2 separate regions of the Homo sapiens genome follow, and region 1 is linked to region 2. Evidence: chromatin contacts called from ENCODE Hi-C or POLR2A ChIA-PET data. All regions are on one chromosome and are shown on one strand. Each heading gives the region's core, a stretch centred on a gene start or an enhancer-like site at or near the end of the contact. The rest is flanking DNA. Distances are from core to core; before and after follow the strand shown.

Evidence for each region. Hi-C counts contacts between places; a loop is a spot of excess contacts on that map. ChIA-PET counts read pairs that join two places held with the same protein, here RNA polymerase II (POLR2A). Pooled maps may share reads with other maps.
Region 1: a map of Calu3 shows a loop between it and region 2 (2.1-fold over the local background). The contact joins two enhancer-like sites. A Hi-C loop is called at or near these places in 1 of 168 maps with a recorded cell type or tissue (Calu3) and 1 of 50 pooled maps. POLR2A ChIA-PET finds 5 or more read pairs at or near these places in 2 of 52 experiments (BJ and activated CD4-positive, alpha-beta T cell).

The regions. Positions count from the first base shown.
Region 1 is chr11:78,945,794-78,948,493 of GRCh38, reverse strand. The region is part of intron 6 of TENM4 (teneurin transmembrane protein 4); the gene reads left to right. Among named protein-coding and RNA genes, the nearest start is that of TENM4-AS1, 150 kb to the left of the region's middle. Within about 2 kb of position 1,378, at least 2 of the 41 ENCODE cell types and tissues checked have a DNase peak (open chromatin) inside an H3K27ac peak, as active enhancers do.
Region 2 is chr11:78,906,392-78,909,091 of GRCh38, reverse strand. All of the region lies in intron 6 of TENM4 (teneurin transmembrane protein 4), which reads left to right. Among named protein-coding and RNA genes, the nearest start is that of TENM4-AS1, 190 kb to the left of the region's middle. Within about 2 kb of position 1,436, at least 2 of the 41 ENCODE cell types and tissues checked have a DNase peak (open chromatin) inside an H3K27ac peak, as active enhancers do.

The DNA.
Region 1 (2,700 bases), core at 129-2,628, 39 kb before region 2:
CTAAGGCAGGAGACTGGCATGAACCCGGGAGACGGAGCTTGCAGTGAGCCGAGATCACTGCCACTGCATTCCAGCCTGGGCAACAGAGCAAGACTCCGTCTCAAAAAAAAAAAAAAAAAGACAGTTGGGAAGAATTGGAGAAATTTTAAACTATAGTATGTATGTTAGGTGATATGGAATAATTATTCATTAATAGTCATATTGTGGTTAGATGATAGAATGCTCTTATTCTTAGGAGATGTGTGCTGATATAAAGTGTACTGAAGTCTACAACTTTCAGATGATTCAGAAAAACTTTTTATGCATCGAGATGAAGTAATGTGGCAATATATTAACTGACAGATTTAGATGAAGAGTATATGGGCTTTTCTGCACTATTCTTTCAACTTTTCCTTAGGGTTGAGATTTTTCAAAATAGAAAATGGGAGTGCCTGTACTTAGATTGGCTAGAGACTGGACAATAGCAATTGGGTTTTGGAAAGATTTCTTGGGACGGGTGAGATTGGGTGCTTTTTTTCATGAGAGCCCACCCTCACAACCAAGCAATGCTTTACACCAAGCATTGACTTCGCCTCTTGGAATACAGAACCCCTCCAAACCTTTACAGAGAACCGATGGTTTGGCAGTTGTGATAAAACAGGCCCTTCCTGGGCATGGAGGGAACTTCAGCAAGGCACCGGATCCAGTAATGGGAACCACATTGGCAGAAGTGTAGGGAGCTCCACCCCAGAAATAGCCCTTCTGTGCCGAGGCAGGACAACTGGAATGAATTATGCACATTCATACTTGTTAAACTGCCTTGGCACCAGAAGTGATCCTCGTAACCTGAGCTTTACAGCAGCACAGCCATACTTAAAGTTGGGTCAGCCTTGCCCCCGCACTCTCTCTGTCGGAGGTTTATAGCTAAGGCATAAAACAATTCAGCATGAGCTGAAACATGAAAACCTCCTCCAGATTGCAAAGGTAAACTTCTCTTTTTAAAGTTTTCTGAGGAGGCAGTGTTTGGGAATAAAGTCTTGTCTGTCTCCTTCTGCTTTTCCAGGTCCCCACACACCCTGTCCCCACCTCACTCCCTACCTCAAGCCTAGACCACAATCCAGTCACACACAGAAGCTGCTGCATCCTGTAGTTGGAGGGTTCTGTTGTGACCAGGGAGTCTTGGTTTCTGAAACTGAGCCTTGAAGCTGTCTGGCCTTGGGCAAGTTGAGTCCCCTCTCTAAGCTTCAGCCTCTTGGTTATTTATAGACAATATTTATTACAGGGTTATCCAGACCATACAGGTGTGTGGTCACTGTGTACGTGAGACCAGTGCACACGGTGGGTACTCTGTAAACAATGAAGTTTGCCTCATGTATCGATTCTTCCTTTCCTGAAAGATTTCTCTGTACAATGGAATGTTGTTTGACAGCATTTTACCCACAGTAGAATTTCTTTCAAAACTGGAGTCGGTCCTCTCAAACCCTGCTTCTGCCTTATCAACTATGTTGATATGATATTCTAAATTCTTTGCAGTCATTTCAACAATGTTCACAGCATCTTCATCAAGAGTAGTTTCCATCACAAGAAACCACTCTCTTTGCTCATCCATAAGAAGCAACTCCTCATCCATAAAAGTTTTATCATGAGATGGCAGCAATTCAGTTACATCTTGAGGCTCCACTTCTATTTTTCTTGCTACTACCAACACACCTGCAGTTACTTCCTCCACTGAAGTCCTGAATTTCTCAAAGTCACCCGTGAGAGCTGGAATCAGTTTCTTCCAAACTCTTGTTAATATTTCACCCCTCTCCTATGAATCTTGAGCATTCTTAATGGTATTTAGATTGGTAAATCCTTTCCAGAAAGTTTTCAATTTGCTTTGCCCAGATCCATCAGAGGAATCACTATCTATGGCAGCTATAGTCTTATAAAATGTGTTTCTTAAACAATACGATTTGAAAGTCAAAATTACTTTTTGATCCACGAGCTGAAGAATGGGTGTTACATGAGCAGGCATGAAAACAACATTCATCTCCTTAGTTATCTCCATCAGAGCTCTTGGGTGACCAGGTACATTGTCAGTAAGTGGTAATATTTTAAAAGAAGTCTTTTCTTCTGAGCAGTAGCTCTCAACAATGGGCTTAAAACATTCAGTAAACCATGCTGTAAACAGATGTGCCATCATCCAGTCTTTGTCATTACATTTAAAGAGCACAGGCAGAGTAGATTTAGCATCATTCTTAAGGGCACTGGGATTTTGGGAATGATAAATGAGCACTGCCTTCAACTTCAACTCACCAGCTGCATTAGCCCCTGACAAGAGAGTCAGCCTATCCTTTGAAGCTTCAAGCCAAGCATTGACTTTTCCTCTCTAACTATGAAAGTCCTAGATGACATCTTCTTCCAATAGAAGGCTGTTTTGTCTATGTTGAAAAACTGCTGTTTAGTGTAGCCACCTTCATCAACAATCTTAGCTAGATTTTCTGGATAACTTGCTGCAGTTTCTCCCATCAGCACGTGCTGCTTCACCTTGCACTTTTATGTTATGGAGGCTGCTTCTTTCCTTAAACCTCATGAACCAACCTCTGCTTGCTTGAAACTTTTCTTAGACAGCTTCCTTGTCTCTCTCAGACTTCACAGAATTGAAAAGAGTTAGGGCCTTTGCTCTGGATTAGGCTTTGGTTTAAGGGAGTGTTGTGGCTGGTTTGGTCTTTTATCCAG
Region 2 (2,700 bases), core at 187-2,686:
CTTTTATTGCCATTACTATTATATATACATTTTATAGATGAATGACTAGAGGCTCATAGAGGTGAATGTAGCCAGTAGGAGACAGAATTAAGGTCTAGGTCTGTGAGATCCCCGAGCTCTGCTCTTGTATCTTTGCCAGCTGTCCTCCCAACCACTGACTACTTGTCAAGGATGAGGCTTATCCCCATCTTTTAATCCATCAAGTCCCTGCATACAACAAGGGGCTGTTTAATATTCCTGGCTGATTAACACTAGGGCCTTCTCCTTATGGCACACCTTCAACCCAGGGCAGAGAGGTATGGATTTGGGTAGCAGCCCCTGCCTGGTTTGCTCTGAGATGCTAGTCTAATGCAGAAAGGAGCTTTCATCTTTGAATACATGGTGAGCCCATGTGTCTGGTTTTATTCTGAGTGTCAGGGCTACAGCCATTCTCATCAGTTTCTGAACTGCAAGTTCAGCTACAGGCACCCTCCTGCGACTAGAGCTCCTAGGAGCCAGCAGGTTGTCCAGAGTGGGATTCAGTGTAATAAAATAGTATCACACTTCTGTTAGATATGTTCTGCTCTTTTTCTCTCAAGGTTTTTTGCTTTGGAACCCCTGTTGTAAACGCTGAAGAGTGATCACCATGGTGATGATTCAGGGCTTTGCGATTTATTCATTCAACATGACTTTATTGTAATTGTGGAATTAATAGTTACCATTTTTCAGAATTCCTATATTCCAAGCATGGTGCTAAGTACTCACATACATTATCTCTTTTAATTCTCATAACAATCCTATAAGGTGGGCGTTATTTCCATTTAGTGATAAGAAAACTAAAGCTCCAGAGAAAGTAAGTGACTTGATGACAGTCACACAGCTTCTAAGTGGCAGAGCCAAAACTTGAACTCAGGGCTCTCTGACACCAAAGCCGAGTCTCTTTCTCTTACATACGGCTCTGCCCAGCATTGTAAAGGAGCCTCACTATGATCTTGGTTCAGGGAGGTGCAGCCAGGAGGTTTCGGTGTTCAGGATTTCTGTGCATCTAAAATGAAAACTGCCTAACGTGTTGGAGGACACTAGTAACTGCAAATATATTTAAGAACTTGTAGGAAGCAAAGAAACTTCCTGGAAAACCAGGCTTGCAAAACTCAGGTAAGCAAGTGACCTTTACTGGCAGTGGTGTGCACAAATAGCAGTAAAATGACTCACATTTGGGCTTGATTCACAGATATACTTGGTAGCTATATCTGTAAGAAGAGGGTATAAATTGGAATTTCCATCACAGCTTTGCAAGTGTACCAATGTGTACTCCCAGGTAGCGTGAGAGAAGCAACTGCTTGTGCAGGCAAAAAGCCCAACTACCTGAGTTGTTGTTCTTTCCCCGACATTCTGTAAATATTTACTGAGGGCCTACCATGCATCAGGCACAGCTCTGTGCGGACGCTGGGGATATGGAAAGAAATGACACATGGGTCTTTCCCTCAGGGCTTAGTAGGAGTTGATGGTACCCATGGCTCTTCATCCTCCAGAAAGTGGTGAAGTAGGAAAGTGTGCCCTTTCACACACACACTGACCAAGGACCGAAGAGAAGTGAGTTGTTGCAGGTCACCCAGCCAGTAAATAGAAACTATAAGAGAGTTCTCTCTTAGGCCATGTTTATCTTGTTCACTGTTTTATTCCCAATACCTAGTGTACAATACTTGGCACAGAATAGGCATTCAATAAATGCTGAATGGGTGAACTGATTCTGAGATTCCCTCCAAAGACGAGGGTGCATATTTGTCGGGGGATAAAAGAAGTCTCCTCTGTAGCCTCTCACCTCTGTCTTCCCTCCTGGCCATAGGAGCAAAAAAAAAAAAAAAAAAGGAGTCCATTCAGACCAGAGGAAACATTTGCTCTTTGGGAAGTTAATGTTTCTTTCTGGGGTTTGTGAGTGAGGTTTCCATTGCTGAGCTCCCAAATACAGAGCTTTTCCTTTGGGAACCCAGGAAACATCAAGGTCCCCTTTCTTAACATTCTCAAGCTAGAAAGGGTGAGGGAAGGGAAATAAAGGGCCTAGCTCAAGCCTCTGCAACTCTGGCTCCAGGCAAATAAGTGAAGGCCTGCATAGACCCATGGTCTAGCAGGCCCAGAGTGGTCTACTATGATTTTTTGCACACAAATTGCCCCACATGAACCTCACTTGCTTGCACTGACAGCTCAGGCCATTCACATGGCTATTCATTCAATAAACTTAATTGAGCATCTGCTCAGTTCTAGGCTCTGTGTTCACCCAGCACAGAGAAGAGAAGATAGGGACTTTCACACCTCCCAGAGGAGGCAACATGTGGACATCAGTATGCATGCTCTTGGGGAGGAAATGAAAATGAGAGGTCTGGGTTGCCTGCTGTCAGCATTCAAGAGGAAAAGGACAGATCAAGGAAGTCTTTCTGGACGGGGAGGCAGTTGAGCTGAGAGCTCAAAAGATAGAAAGGATTTGGCCCAGAACATTCCTTGTCCCCATAGAAAACATTCCTTGTCCCCATAGGAGAATTTCCTTTTAGAAGTTAGTTTTTAGACCTGGACCAGTGATCTTACTTAAAATTTCATCATTGCAGGACTTTTGACAGTTCTCCTGAACATTTATCAAGCCAGAGCCTGGTGTCCCCATTAGTCACAAAGCAAATGTCTGTAGGCTTGCCTGCCTCAGACATCAGATGCTACTGTCTTCACTGAGGA